2 separate regions of the Homo sapiens genome follow, and region 2 is linked to region 1. A link is a loop called in an ENCODE intact Hi-C map of the cell type or tissue named here. Cell type or tissue: heart right ventricle. All regions are shown on one strand.

Region 1 (8,000 bases):
TATGTTTTATAAATTATATCCTTTTTTAAAGATACCAGATCTCAATTGGAAAGGACATGCATACTTACTTTTTATGAAGGGAATAATGTTAATATTATTACTAATGACATTTTTATAAGTGTAGAGGATTCTTGCTTAGTTCCTGTTTTGCTGCCCAGGTACGTGTTCACCAGCACAGGTGATCTGGGTGCCAGGTGTGGGAGGCGGGGTGCTGGGCTGGGGTGTCCCGAGGGCAAATCTGGTTTCTGGGCCTTAAGCAGACAGAGCCTGTGATCTACCCAGGGGCCTTGGTGCAGCCTGCGGGCAGCTGCTGGGAGGGCCTGGGCGGTCAGTGCCTCCCTGGGACAGGCTGCTGCGAGGGCCATGGGACATTCTTTTCTCCCTCCTTTCCTCAGCCACCTGGCTCTGGATTCCTTGGCCACGGTGTCTGCCTCCTTAGAGTGCCCTTGAAGGCTTCCTGGCCCCAGAGCGGGGCCTTCTGCAGGCTGGGCTCACCTCCCGAGCCAGGAGCCAGGAGGGCCCAGACCGACCCCCCTGTGTCTTAGCCTTGGCGCCTCGCCCTCGGGGGGTGGGGCCGGGCGTCCCTGCTACAGCCTTCTGAAGGCTGGCCTTCTCCGCCCCTAGCCTGAAGCCAGAATGCCGAGGCCATAGCTGTCAGTCTTTGCAGGTCTTTCAAAATGCAAACATTTTCTCTTTCAAAATGCAGACCTTTTCGTTATTGGCTCTCAGGTGTCATTCTTTTTTTTTAATTGTTTGGATTTCTGAGAATCCGTCTTCCCTACCTGGGTTTTGAACAAATTGAGAAATAAAACAAAACTGTGCCAGATGGAGGCAAAGAATAACTTTTATTTCTGCTAACTGAGAGCCTAAAATCCTGTCTTAGTGGGAGAGCCACCGAATGGCTGACTGATCCCAGGACCCATCAGGCTCACCCACCCCATCAGAGCCAGTGTTGAGGGCCGGGCCCTGCCCACCTGCTGTGGAGCCTCTTGAGAAGTGCAAGGGGCTGAACCCACCTTCGCCTCTCCCCGTTTTGGCCTCCATGGGGCGAGCATTTCTGCGGCTAGAGCAAGTCCAGGAGAGGCAGCAGCTGCGCTCCAAGCTGACTCCAGGTCTGTCTGTTATTCACATAACCATCAGGGACCTGGACAGCCAGGGACGTGGCCTCTCTTGGAGTGGAAGAGATCGCAGTCCCTCAGGACAGACCAATGGGGTGGTTAGAATGTGCTCCCCATGGCTCCGGAATTTGTCGGAATAGGACATTCATTAAATAATCTTAGGACCTCTGTGTACTGGAGGCTGCCACACCACTCTCAGGTTTACTTCTCACCCTTAATTCTGTGCAGCTATATTGTTCAACCGGGCTCATCAGAATTCCTCCACGAGGTTAAATTACATGATGTAAACTTGCAACACACAGTGTGCCCTAAATTTTAACATCAGTGTGCTCCTGTTATCCAATCTCTGGGGAGAAATTAAGTCTTAAAGGCTAACCATTGCAAGTTCAGGACCAAAGATGATGACAGTCAAAGGAATTCAAGTCTGGAGCCAAAATTTCTTACTCCTGTTAAATTTCAAATATACGAAAGCTCACAATTTGTCCTTAGCTGTTGCTGCGGCTCCCTCTCAGCCGGACAGGTGCCTGGGTCTCACTGACACCATCGCAGCTCCTTCAGGGCCTAAAAGTCCTGCCCATTAAACACCGTATTTTGGACAGCCAAATTCAGGAGGCCTCCAAGCTTCTCCCTGAATCAGCCCACGACATCTAGGAAACATATCATCCCCAGGCCCGGGAGCAGTCACTCCAGAGATCCTCTCCCCGGAGCCCATCCCTCCTGCTACACAAGGTCACCGGAGGGCCTTGGCGTCATTCTAAGTGAAGGTGGCAAACGGAGTTTTCGTGGTTCTGCCCTCAGAGATGTGACAGTTTGGAATCCAGAGCCTGTCACTTGAAATCCACCTGGGAGAAATCCCTCAGCAAGCCGGCAGGTCTGACTCGGCTCATTTTCCATTTCTAGGGAAAGAAAAATCCTTAGGGCCTCGTAGGCATTTTTTGTGTTCTGTGCCACAGTGGCTGCCATGCCTGCTCTTGTTAGGAGATGTCATGTGTGCTCTGCGTGTGTGCACGCACTTTGTGTGTGTGTGTGTGTGTGAGAGAGAAACGTAGAGAGTGCTGGCTGCGTGTGTTCACATTTGACTTTCCAGACTTGGGAATGCTGCTGGCCCGAAGGCAGTCGCTCAGCTCCACGTTTGTCTTACCTGGGGTCACCTCCTGGGTTCTGGAGCTGGGGGTTCTGTGAGTGCTGTTTCCACGTCACTGGGGCCTCCCGAGGGCTGACACCCTTGCTGTGTGCCCTGTCACCCTTCCTCCACCTGCGGATTCTGTGAACTCTGTGGCCGCGTCCCCTCACAGCACAGGGAGGCCTGCCTGGTTGACCACCTCGAGGAACCTCTCTGTACTGGAGGCTGCCACACCACTCTCTGGTTTACTTCTCACCCTTAATTCTGTGCTTGAACCGTTTTCCAGTCCTGAGCCTATGGAAAAGGAGTATCAGTATCAAGCCCAGATCAGTCTTTCGACTTCCCTCCTGGGCTCTGAATGCCGGGTGCCACGTGGACAGCTGCCCGTGTAGACCTGCCCCGCTGCCACGCAAAGCAGCACCTCCCTCCTGCCAGGTGGTGCCTGCAGACCCCTGCCCCCTCAGGCGCACAGGCAGCAGATCATCCCCCACTGTCGGAAAGGCTGCCCTGATGCTGCCTGCTACGAGCCAGCACCTGCCTGGTGGCCCGAGCCCACTTGGTGAGCTGCAGTTGCCTGTGCCCAGCACCTCCTGTTTGGACCAAGACTGCATTACCTGTGCCCTTACTGAGGCCAGTGGCCTGCCTGGCTTCCCCTAGCTGAGACTCATGGGGCCATCCCCAGTGTCACTCCCTGAGGGCAGAGCTGCCACAGGCAGTCATCTCCCAGTGCTGGCCGGGCCAGAGGCCCTGTGTGCTCACTAAAGAGTTGGAAGCGTAGGCCAGAACCCACAGGAGCCCCAGGCACAGTGCCCGTTGTTTCGCTGCCTCCCGATTCTCCTTTCTCCACGGGTGGTTCATGGATTAGCAACCTTAGTTCCACCTGCAACCCTGGTTCCCCTTGCCATGTAAGGCCACACATCCACAGGTTACAGGGAGTGGAACCTTGGCATCTTTGGGGCTGGTTATTATTCTGCCTTCCACATTCACTGCTGTTGGGTATAGATTTAAGTCTGTTAACCACGAGTCTGGTTGAAACCCTCCTTCTGAAAATGCCCCCGACCACCGGCTGAGGCCCAAAGGGCAGCCTCCATAGGGAATGCCCTTCCCTTGTTGATGGGAGCTGCCTCTTCATGTTCCTGCTGTGGGATGAGGCAGCACCCCCTAGTGTCATGTGTGTGCTCCCTTAGGTGGTGACAGCAGGAGTAATGGACCTGTCACTGCCCCGGTACCTGCTGTGTCTTGAAATCTCTTCCACATTCCACTTGTTTGTTTCCCTGAGTCCTAGAAGGCAGTGTTATTACTCTCATGTTATTGGTAATGAAACGGAAGCCCAGAGAGGTTATGTTACTTGCCAAGGTCACACAGCTCCTGAGTCCTAGAGCTGGGGCCCCATTCCTGGGCTGTTTGACTTGAAACTGCCCAGGCCCCCTTCCCTTTGATGCTATGCAGACCTTCCTATGTTAGTGTCTGAACTTCACCTGAGTTCACCCAACTATATCTCTGAGAGTAAAGTCACATGTCCACTGTTTTCACCCATGCAGTGACTGTGTCATTAGCATTTGGACTGTGGCCACGATGATGGTGCTGTCAGCACCGGGCACCTTTGCCGTTGGTTCCCGGCAGGGCTGAGTGCTTAGGGTCCAGGTGGCCAGCGAGGTGGTCAGTTCCCACAGACGGTTCTGGTCAATGAGCTATGCCCATGGATGCCTGTTTTTCAATTTAGATGTAAGTGTCTTACATTTACAAATAGAAATGTACCATTCAGTGTTCCCTGAGATGCACGTGCTTATCACCTGACATCGGGAAATACTGGCCTTTCCCTTCTCAAAATAGCAGTCAGCGGCGCTGTGCTGTGCAGGGTGCATCCACTTGTGTGTTTCTCGAGATAAAATCTCTGTTTGTGAATTCGTCCTATTATAAAGCTGTTCACTTTATCCCAGCTGCCTTTTTCCCTTTTGGAAAGTTTGTTTTATTTTATATGCATATGATTCACATTATTCTTTTTTCCTTAGGACAACTACACCTTTGCCCAACCTGGGATTCAAATGAAAGTGAAAATGTTAGAAGAACTCGTGAGCCGGATTGATGGTAAGCCAGCTTCCCGCGCAGCCCCTCTCTGTGGGCGGGGGGAGGTGGCCCTCAGCCCTCGGTGGGACAGGGAGCTGTCCTCATCCGCCGGCAGCATCCTGGCCTGCTCAGGATCCCTCATGGGCATCCTTCTGAGACAGCTGCTGGTGCGTGAGCTGCTCTTATTTCTTCTTATTAAGGGGATATCATCAGAATTCAGTACATTCACTTTGCAGGACAGTAGTGAGTGTGCACCCAAAGCAGGCAGTGCTCACTCCTTATTAAGCCTGGTGATTGTCATAATCTAGGTGACGGATGGTTGTTTATGGTGGTCCTTCGGTACTCTGTTCCCTGCCTCTGTGCATCATTTTTCTATCAAGGATGCTAGAATAATTTCTCCATGGAATCTAACTAATTACTGAGTCTGGAAATAACATCTTTAATATTATAGAAAAATTATAGTATGTGCTCAGGCAATTTTAGATTGTGCTTTCATGTTTAAGTGGGGGCTTTGAAATACTTTTTGCCTTCATCTTTAAAATAATCCCCCCTGCGATGTGCTGACTGTCATATTACAATAGCAGAGTTTAATTAAATGGAAGCTGAGAGATAATGCTTGCCCGTTCCAGGCATATTCTCCTGATAGTTTGTTAAATTAATGAACAGAGCATTAACTAAGTGATGCCAAGCAGAACCGGGCATGTATTTGTGATACCAGCTGGTCAGTGATGAGGTGTGGAAAAGAGACATGCTCTTTCACAAAGAGTCCCATGCGCGCTTGGCAAATTATTTCACAGAATGTGGAGACAAATTGCACTTTGTTGGAAACTTAGCCCTGGCCACGTGCCTTGCAGGGCCCTGCCCGCTGAGCGTTGCCGGTCACTGTGCCTTTTCCCCTCCCTGCGCCTTTAGCACAGAAGGCCGTAACAGCAGTCTTCACGGGAAGGGCGCTCGGTTTGGGAAACTGCTGAGTGATATTCTAAAATGGACTCCTACAAATTACAAACTCCATTTTGTTCCTTGATTGAATCTGATTTTTAACTCTGTGTCTCATGGTGATTACCTAATTTCCATATTATGAAGTTGTCTGCAGTTCTTCTGATAATACTTTCAGTGTTACGTTTAGCTGCTTTTCAACCCATCATCTGTTAAAAATACCGTTTTTGCCTCCGTCAGTGCGTTCATGTGCGCTCACCGCACGCTCCACCGCGCGGTCTTGTTTGGGTGCGGCTGGGTTCTTTTCCCTGCCAGCACTTTCACAAGCATTCCCCAGCCTCACTGAGTTCTCTGAAGTATGATTTGCAGTAGATGTGAATTACACGTTCCTCTGAAGTATGATTTGCAGTAGATGTGAATTACACGTTCTGAGCAGGTTCCTCCTTTTCCGCTTGTGTCCCTTGGAAGGCGTATTTCGTGTTTTCGTGGAGGTTAGAAAGTTGTGGTTAGTGCTCGTTTGTTCCGGTGCTGCAGTTTGGGAAATACTTGAATTGATTTTCTCTGGTGCTGTGGTTCAGAAAGAAGCACATTGCGGATTCGCTGGATGATTGTTTAAGAGAGCAGCAGCGATAACCAAAGGAACCCCAACGAAATCTGTACTTTTTAGTAAATCATATTTTTATTTTCAGCGCAGTCTCTGAGTAGGCCATTTTCATATGGCAATTTTTTGTTTAAAGGATCAGTGCTTCACAACAGAGAAAGATGTGTGTTGCCGTTGAGAGGTTAAACTGTCTAACTTGTTCCTGTTCTTCTAATGAAACCTTAAGGAATTTCTATCATGGCCTCATAATAAGAATACCCAGGCTGCTAAAGCAGTAAATAGACAGAATTTCTCGCGTTTGAGCTCTCAGACTGGTGGGCGCCATCATCCCTGAGCAAACTTGGGAGAAGCATCTGCAGGTCTCGGCCACGTGAAGCTCCCCCTCACCTGTTTCATCACTTGCCTCCTAGAGAAAGGATTTGTGGGTTGGAACTTTTTGCAGGGATTGTAAAGATTTTATTAAGGGCAGAGGATATTCTAGGAAGAAAAAATTGCTTAAAGAAAAAAAAAGCTTCTCAGGCCGGGCGCGGTGGCTCACGCCTGTAATCCCAGCACCTTGGGAGGCCGAGGCAGGCGGATCACGAGGTCAGGAGATCGAGACCATCCTGGTTAACATGGTGAAACCCTGTCTCTACTAAAAATACAAAATATTAGCCGGGCGTGGTGGCAGGCGCCTGGAGTCCCAGCTGCTTGGGAGGCTGAGTCAGAAGACTGGCGTGAACCCGGGAGGCGGAGCTCGCAGTGAGCCGAGATCGTGCCACTGCACTCCAGCCTGGGTGACAGAGCGAGACTCCATCTCAAAAACAAAAACCAAGCCTCTCCCTCTTTTCTGCGTTTTAGGAGAAGGACAGCATTTATTTCAGAAAATTTTGATAATTCAGTGAAGGAAAACATCTTCATGGACTCGTTGATTAAGAATGGAGAGGTTTTGAGGGCATTGCCCAGATGGGAATAGTTCAGAAAAGAGCCGAATTGCTCTGCAAAGTCAAGCGGAAGTTTCAGCAGTGGTGGCGCGAGGATAAGGGCTCATCAGGAGCGAGCAGAGAGCTGGAGGAGGGGGAGGTCTTGGGGATGGAGGGAAGCCTGGTGAGGGGTGAGAGGGCAGATCGGAAGAGGGGCTGCATCACTCTTGTTTTCTTGTGGTAAGGAGTTGTGAAAGAATCTCTCAAAAGCACTTCTGAGTAGTTTCTTCCTATCTTGAGTAGTACTGTGACCCTTCTTTGTCATCCCTAAACCTTTAGTAAAAGTCTGCCGTGGAGACACGAAGGTGCTGAGAATGAAGAGAGAGGGCTGTGTCTGTAATGGAAGCCGCGTGGAAAGGAGGATGGGCGGCAGCCTTCGAGGGTGTGTGCTGGGCAGGGAGTAAAGCGACAGGCAAGCCCGCAGATGGGGAACTCCCTGGGAAGCCCCCTGTATCCTTCGGGACAGACATTGTATGAGTTCCCACAGAATCAGAGAGGGTGACTGGAGCCACTGAATTTGGAGTGAAAGAAAAAGGTGAGAGTAGGAGGAACGTGCGTTTTCAGTCGTGGCAGGCTAGATAATTTCAACCACATTTCCCACTGGATAAGACCTTTTTGTTTTTTTAAATTAAGCCAACAAAGCAAAAAGAAAAAAAAAAAAGGAAAGAAAAATAAATGTCTTAAAAGCATTGAATTGCTATCTACAAAATAAGGACTTCCTGGGCCAGAGTGAAGCTAGGACCTGGCTAGGTATGCCCAGCTCTAAAGCCACCAGTGTTCTGGGTGTGTGTTTCCTGATGCAGAAGAAAAATCATCCCAAAGCTGGTTGTGGTTTGGGCGCCTCATGTAGTGCCTGCATCCAACCCGATTAGTCAGGATAGGGATCTGAGAAATGCCCATACAGTTTGTGAGACCCAGAATAGTGACACGTGAGGGCAAAGTGGACGTGATACTCCCTCATAAAATCTAGGTTCCAACCTGAGAGGATCAGGGTTGTTTGAACCTCAGTTATGATGATTCTATACTGGAGTTCCCCAGAATGCTAGTGAGAAGCAAAACAAAATCTTGTCTGGAGGAAGTTACAACTGAAATTGTATTTTTTTCTTTCTTTCTTTTTTTTTTTTTTTTTTTAATAACTCCAAACACCTTTTTCAAATAAAGTGACCCACACACATGAACCCGGGAGGCGGAGG
Region 2 (8,000 bases), 120 kb before region 1:
TGTGCTTTGATCTACTAAGATTTTATTTTGGATCTTTTTGTCTGTATTCAGAAGTGAGATTTGTCTGTGCTACAAAAGTCTTTTTAAGAATGGAAGGGACGTAGTGGACAGACCCTGGTATTGAAGGTTGCTTAGTTCCTGTGTGACCTTGGTCAAGTCACTTAACCTCTCTGAGGCTCTTTCATATACAATAGTGATCACAGCCCTAAGTAACACAAGCTTGTTTTGAGGATCAAATAAGATAATATGTATGAAAGCTCTCTTTTAACACCAAAGCTTGAGCAGAGTTTGAGGCTTGTCTCATTATGTATATTCAGGATTTTTGAATTTTTGTGAATTTCTTCCAGTGAGGAGAGAGGTTCAGAGAACATTAACGAATGAGTTTCCTCTCAGCTTTTTCTCGTAAACCATAATCAGAAAACCAGAGTTATGCCGAGGGAGAGACACTGGGAACATGGTCGGTAAACATTACATTATTGGTGTTCAGATATGAGGTTCCTGCTTTTCATAATATCCTTAGGGTACTGGGGAAGATTTGATATTTTCTGAGATTGCTGTAAAATGCAAGTTATTGCTGCGACTATCGCCCAATTATTCTGTACTTATTTTACTTAGACTTTAGTAATTGGAAAAAGATTAGATGTCAGGACTTTGTATTTTGTTGATTATATTAGCAAAGTCTTCTCTTTAATCATTTCTTTTATTCCCGTTATTAATCATTAGCTCCAAGCTGTTAGGAAAACAACCTAATGGTAGATTCCTAACTTAAAGGAAAGAAATAATTACTTGAGTTTCCATGGGATTGGACAAGTGTTGCTATACCTAGACATTGAAATGGATTCTCTTGCCATTTGGGGCATGGGAGTGAGACACTCAAGGAGACTCGGAAGGTCGATGGAATGCAGGGCCCACAGCCTTACCCCTCTGCCTGATGCTTGTCCTTCCCTGCCCTTGGAGGTGCTGGACCTTGCTCCAGGACCCCTCTGCCTCTGGCCAGCGCCTCCCTACTCGTGATTTTTTTCTACTTGTAGGTATTTATAAAGCCTCATTGACTTGTATTAGACTACCTTGAAGACTTTGTTGTCTGTGTAGAATATGGCCACATCCTTAATTAATGGTGTATAAAGACAAGCTTATCTCCGTGAAACAATTTCTTTCAAAACCAGTAGTGAGAAAAACCACATCATATATGTATGCTTAAATAGCATATAGAAAGTTGAGATGGAAGAAAGAAAGGAAAACCAATTAACATGATCAGGTTGGGGAAAAAGCCTTCAGGAGAGAGTGGGGGGAAGGAAGAGAGAGAAGGAGGTGGGAGGGAGAGAGAGAAGGAGGTGGGAGGGAAGGAGGCCAGTGTACTCTGGACTTCTCTGGTTGAAGGAGGAAGGGATCATGGGGCCTCACGTGTTCCAGGGTAGCTCCAGGATTCTGTTGTAAACAGGTAACCTGTAGCTTGGTTTGAATAGAATGGTCACTTACCTTCTCTCAGATATTGAAATCAATCGTATCTGAAATGTTGATGATTTAGTTTAATTTGTTTATGGGGCTCCTTGCCTCCTAATTAAACAGGTGGAATGTGTTAAAGCACTGGGGAGGTTTGCTAACCTTTTGCAAATCTTGTTTTTCCTTGTCTCTTTTTTCATCAACAGAGGAATTACGGAGGTTGAGCTGGTCCGGAATCCCTAAGCCAGTGCGTCCAATGACGTGGAAGCTCCTCTCAGTAAGTCCCACCGCACCGCCCATCAGCGCCTCCTTCCTGTGCACAGGGACTGCAGGCGTCTGGCCTGAGTAGGGCCTGACAGCCACAGCCCACGGGTTTGCCTTGGCTTTGTTGCAGTGATAAAGGCCTTTGCTATGGCTAAGCTGACATTTTCCATTCTTTGCTTAATTTTAAGCTTGGTTTGACAGGACTGGCAGAAAACAAGAATAGGTAATAATTATGACAACTATATTTTTTCCTCAGATTTTATTAGAAAATCTTTCTATGTTCCAGCCTGTGATATAGAAAGGTTTCAGCATAGATGGTTGTTTCAACTCCGAGGAGTTGAAACAGGGAAATATGTTTTAAATTTGTTTCAAATATGCTGAAAACAAGGACATATGTTTGACCAAGTTTTTTTTTTTTTTTTTGTAAGTATTAGTAGCGCTGTTAGGAAAAGAGAAGAAATGGATGAGACAAGTGGTTTGTGTTTCTGTGGGTGAGAGAAGTGGTTTGTGTTTCTGTGGTGGAGTGTGGAGTTCTGGCTGCCGCAGCTCTGGCGCTCAGCTGCCGGTCTGGAAGTCCTTGGGGAAAGGTTGGGGTAGGCGGTGGTGACATCAGCAATGCCCTCGTACACTTAGCTCAGGCTTGCCGTTGGAAGTGAGTTTGGCCCTGCCCACCATTTCAGAATTGTTTATAGACAGTTTTCTTCTCTTTTCCTTTTTCATTATTTTTGGAGCTAAGTCAATAGGGAGCTCTAAGTGTTTACTCTAAACTGGGTCTGACTTTTAGTATTTAAGACTCTTTCTGGCTAATGAGCCTTAATAAGTTTGCAGCTTAGTACCTCGTAATCCTAAATGCAGACGCAGCTCTGAACAGCGAATATTTATTGATTAAATATTCTTTTGCAATTAAAATTAGACTTGCTGCCATTGCTTATGTTTTTGTTTTGTGCTTTTTTATTTTAACCTAGTTTTCCAGTTTATATCCAGTTTTCTAAATGTCCCCTAAGATAGGTTGCAGACTTCTCAGGTTGGTTTGTAGGAAGTTATGATGAAAACACCGAATTGCCGTTTTCTATTTATTAAGGATGTGCCGTGTCTAGGGGGAAAGTCTCATGTGAGTTATTTTATACTGTGCTTTCTCCTCTAATTCTCAGCCTCTGCGGGTTGTGGTTCCGCTTCCCTAATGTGTGTAGCACAGGGGTTGATGTGGACATGGACACTCTGATTTCAGTAGACAGAGGAGCACAAGGGGAGGTGACAGCCCCACTCTGCTGGTTGTGGACAGGAGGGCAGGTGGGTGTAGGTGGAGTCTGACCCAGGAACCCCGGCGAGGCAAGTGAGAGTGTGAACCCAGGAGATCTGAGACTGGTCTCAGTTGATTTAGAAAGTTTATTTTGCCAAGGTTGAGGGCGCACTGGCGACGCAGCCTTAGGAGATCCTGACGACATGTGCCCAAGGTGGTCGGGGCACAGCTTGGTTTTATACACTTAGGGAGACATGAGACATCCATCAGTACATGTAAGAAGTGGCGAGGGAGCTTCCAGGTCACAGATAGGTGATACACGAATGGTTACATTCTTTTGAGTTTCTGATTAGCCTTTCCAAAGGAGGCAAATCAGGTGTGCATCTGTCTCAGTGAGCAGAGGAGTGACTTTGAATAAAATGGGAGGCAGGTTTGCCCTAAGCAGTTTCTAGCTTGAGTTTTTTATAGTGATCTTGGGGGCCCAAGCATTTTCCTTCACAAGAGAAAGCCTGAGCATTCTCAGAGCGTTGACTTATGAAGGGACAGGCACATGTAGTCCTTTAACCATCATAGCTTGCAGGGGCCTTTGCTTGGGAGACGGAGATGAATTAGACACTAGCCTGCCATTAGGAGGAGGTCGGGTGCTGCAGACTTGTGGTGGGACAGTGGTGGTGGAGGCCAGACTGCATGCTATAGGATGGACAGGACACGAGTATGAACCAGGGGGTGGAGGAGTACCACAGCGTGGGGGCAGTTTAGTACAGAGGGTCAGCTTCTGCTAAGAGGGGACTTCACACCTGGGATCTGCATGGCCATGGCAGGTGGGGAAGGAGGGGAGGGTGTGGAGACTTGCAGTCACAAGGGATACGGATGAACGTGGTGGTTCTTGGCCCTCTCAGGGCTTGGATTGACAGATGAGTAGGAAATAAATGTTAGATCAGGGAGCAAAGCTTGTCGTTGCAAATGTTGGGTGCTAAGAAAGGGTTCATGAGGATGCCAAGTAAGGCTTCTTGGGGAAGGTGGCATCTTACGTGGCATCTCAAAAGTGTTGTTAGTGTTCTCTCTGCTAGTGGGAAGTGGGGAGGCCATGAGAGCTGGGGCACACAGTAGGGGTGGGACAAGCAGGAACACAGGCTGGGGTAGAGGGGCCCAAGAGGAGACCAGGTGACAGCCGCCCTACTGCCATCCCTACCCACCCCATTGCTTGGGTTTTATTCTGAAGGAGAAACTGGGAGTGGTGAGCCTGTGTTTCTGGAAGAGTAAAGCCTTGAAAGAGCCGTTGGTTGGTTCATTCATTCATCCATTCATTCATCCATTGGCATTTATTGAGCACTTTGTGTTTTAGGCACTGTGTCGGGTGCTGGGAAATAGCAGGCAGGGAAGAAGACCAAGTCGTCCCCCTGGGGCCTGCAGAACAGATAGTAGAAGGCCTGCCTTTTTCTCTTGCCCCCTCCAACCCCGACAGACCTAGGCTACGTGGAGACGGATCCCATTCTCTCAGGATCTTATTCCTGTGCTCCCAGTGCACTGCTGCCCTGTGTCTGTCCCTTACTGAGTGCTTGCCGTGCGTCAGACCACGCATTCAGAGATTCTTGTGGACAGGCGTGTGGCAGGCAACTCAGGGAACAGGCTGTTCTTGCCCAGTGTCTGGCTCGTAGGAGCAGTGCTGGTTGTAAGGGGAGGCTGCTCTTGGCAGGCTCTTGGGAGGGGACTAGAGCTGGGACAGGAAGAACTGGGAAGGGACAGGTAAGGGAGTTGAGGGGCCAAAGGCTACAGGGGTGGAGTAAGAGGACTCTGGCAGCTAGAGTAGGGGGCAAGCGTTGGTTCTTTTTCCGGGAACAAGTGCTCACTGTGCATTTGCCATGCTCCATGCCCTGTGTTGGTGAGCACTGATGCCATCCAGCTCCCCAGGCAGTCATGCTGCACCATGGCTCTGGGCCTTCTGTAAGAGGAGAGATCTGGGAGCACAGTGCACAATGCGAGTCACCCATCCCTGAGTCAGCATGTGCTGCTCACACATCTGCCCTCAGCCAGGCCCTCTGCAGGTGCTGGGGTTACAAGAACCTCTGGGACAATGGTGGGTACTGGGAACTCAGCAGGGAAGGGGTCTCCCCAATCAAGGATGCCTCTTTATCATTCCCTGAATCCCAAGGTTTAAACCTGGCTTCCCATTCAACTCTCCTGGGAGCTTTTCCCGATCCTGGTGTCCGGGCCCACGAAGCAAATTGGAATCTCTAGGGTGGACTCAGGCATCAGGGTGTTGACTGACTCTAGCATGCTGTGAACCATGCAGTCCACAGAGTGCCTACCCTGCGGCTAGGCAGGGAATGGGAGGCGAGGGTGTGGGAGGTTCAGGCCTGCCTTCTTCACCTGTGGGTTTCCATTCTGGTCACATGTCATTATCACCTTTGGAGCTCAGGAAATACTGTTACGTCGGTTCTTGGGGGTTCTCACGTGTGCCCAGGGCTGAAGACGGCTGCTCTAAGACACTCAGGCTCCAGTGGGGCAAGGTGGGGCATACATGAGCCAACTGGGAAGCAGGTCATTGAAAGTTATGCGCTATGCCCGCCACTGCAGGCAGCACACACCTGGGCTGAGGTACCAGGGCAGGAGAGCTGGCCTGGGGCGTTGGAGGGCCTGCGTTGGAGGAGAGAGGCTGAGTGAGACTCGCTGAGAGCCATGAGCGTGTTGTCTGGGAGGGTTCGGGTGAGCAGGGTAAGATGGGAGGGATTTATCCCAGTCTGTGAGTCCTTCCAGGATCCAGAGGTTAACAGTTACGCCCAGAATTGAGAATTTATCATTTGTCCAGCTTAAAAAGGCAGATAACCAAAGAGGCAGATAACCAAAGCTGTGCTTGAATGGGAACCTATTTCAGGGTCTGGCAAACATCATGACTCTTTTTCATTGTGTTTATGATTTGTCATTAACATGATTCTAGTAGCCTTATTTTTAATTGATGAGTGGGCAGTGCCACTTCAATGAAGAAGGACGAGAAACATGACTTGGCATTTATGAAAAACTAACATCTAGTCTAGAACATACCATTAAGCCACTAGTAATACTACTTAATGTTTACATTTTATGCAAGCAGGGTAGTAACTTTTTAAAAATTACTGCTATACAGAATCATATTTCTGGCTCTTTTTTAAATAAGTATTTCAGAAACGTGGCACAAAAACTACTTAAACATCGAACATTTGCATTAGTGAGTCTAATGGTTAAAAATGATGAGTGAAGCTCCAGTATTATCTTTGTTTTTGCAGTTTATTGAGGTAGGTTTGCATAGGAACACAGTGGGAGGGAACAATTTGATTTTTGTGTCACCGGGACAATTTAGATATAAGTATATGCATGCATTGTTTTACATTTATGATGAGTGTTTTTATAGCATGCTAATACAGCAATTAAGTTTTCTGTAGTTCTGTCATTTAAAATTCATTGCATACTTGAATGTATTTCATTTGCATAATTTCTAGTCTTGCTTAATTATTGAAAGGCCTCAACTTGCATATGTGTGTTTTCCTTTAGGGATGGGAGTGTCAGGAGCACGTGTAGGGTTTTTATTGCCTGCATTCCGATGATGACGTGCTTGCCTTTTAGAATTTGTGTTTCAAGTTAATTTACATTTTGGGGAGTGGGAAGTATTTCTGAGAGCCCTCTTGCAAGTTCACTATGGATTTTTTGTTGCCACTGAACGCAGTTGATGTCAGGCTGCCTACACCACGGCCTAGCTGATCACCCCTGCTGGCCCACGCTGCCCTGTGTTGAAGGCTGGGCCCCTTCACTGGCACACAGGCCTTCTCTCCTGGCTGCTGCACACAGCTTCACACCCATCATTGGCCAGGCTCTGTTTCCGGCCTTGCCCCTAGCCAACCCGGACACATTTCCCTGTGTCCTCTGTGCTCCGTCTCTTTCTCTCCACCTCTGTCTTCTCCACTATCAAAACCAAACCCAGAAGTGTATGCTTGGTCTTACTTGTCCCAAGTGAGCACACGCATCTTTCTCCCTGAGTCTCAGGGCTGTGGCCACCTTTGGGTCTGACAGGATCTCTGCACGTCGTGATCACTCTTGCACTCAGCGAGGAAGGACTGAGGTTCCGTTGTGGGGCAAACAGCGTTCCAAGCCCTTGGACGAACATTCCGCCCTCGTGGACCTCACATTTTGGTGGGAGAAGACAAACAATACACCGAGAAGTAGATTTGATGTGCTGTGGAATGTGAGGAGTGCTGTAGGAAAAGGGCTGGGATCAGCTTGGTGGGATGGTGAGGGCCGAGGAGGGGAAGGGGCTGTTGAAGTAGGTGGGTAGCGGTCAGGGTGGGCCGCACTGAGGAGGTGACTTTGAGCAGGGACTTAGAGGAGCAAGGGAGGCAGCTAAGCAGGTGCCTGGGGGTGCATTCCTGTCTGGTTCATTCTGTGGAGAGGGCTTACCCGTTCCCTCACTGTGTTTCCCATCAGGGAATAGTGCCCACCAGACACAGGTGATGAAGAGGGAGAACAGTAAGTAACAGGAAGCAGTGCCGTGGGCTCCTCCCACAGCCGGGGAGGTGGAGACCGAGAGAGGGTGCTCTTGTGGAAAGGCGGCTGCTGGCCCTGCACAGACTGAGAGCAGCGGCCAGCGGCTGTCCTCGAAAGGGCAGCCAGTCAACACCCTGGGCTTGGTGGCCCCTGTGGTCTGTAGCAGCTAATCTCTGCCATTGTGGCCCAGAGCAGCCACAGGGAATCTGTATAAAGGAAAACACATAGTTGTGTTCCCATAACACTTTATTTACAAAAATGGGTGGGCAGGATTGGCTGATGGTCAGTTTGCTGACCCCTGATCTAGATGAAATGGGTCCTAGCAGAGGAAGAGTAAGTTCAGAGAGGGGCACTGAGGCAGGAGAGGTGTGGCATTTAAGGAACATTTAAGCAGCGAAGTAAAAGTGGGAGGGGCCATGGTGAGTGACGAGTCTCGGCCTCTTGGTCAGAGAGGCAGGAAGGGCCAGGCCCGCAGGAGCCGTCAGCCTAGGCAGGGCCTGGGCTTTTATGCTGGGCATGATTAGAAGCAATTGGAAGT

Evidence for each region. Peaks named below come from ENCODE experiments on the same cell type or tissue, not always from the same donor. Only the 100,000 strongest peaks of a DNase experiment are listed, where the experiment ranks them.
Region 2: a loop joins it to region 1, with 1.9 times the contacts of the local background. A loop is called at or near these places in 2 of 110 quality-filtered maps.

Annotation. Positions count from the first base shown.
Region 1 is chr22:46,993,381-47,001,380 of GRCh38, forward strand. It overlaps TBC1D22A (TBC1 domain family member 22A), which reads left to right. Exons shown (of 13, transcript NM_014346.5): 10 at 4,254-4,329. Among named protein-coding and RNA genes, the nearest start is that of TBC1D22A-AS1, 81 kb to the left of the region's middle. RefSeq lists enhancers at 1-708, 6,095-6,596, 6,597-7,096, 7,997-8,000. In heart right ventricle, a CTCF peak has its summit at 3,429 (motif pointing left); no DNase peak of the experiment used is centred here.
Region 2 is chr22:46,877,004-46,885,003 of GRCh38, forward strand. It overlaps TBC1D22A (TBC1 domain family member 22A), which reads left to right. Exons shown (of 13, transcript NM_014346.5): 5 at 1,650-1,720. Among named protein-coding and RNA genes, the nearest start is that of TBC1D22A-AS1, 35 kb to the right of the region's middle. In heart right ventricle, no CTCF peak of the experiment used is centred here; DNase peaks (open chromatin) are centred at 1,744 and 4,588.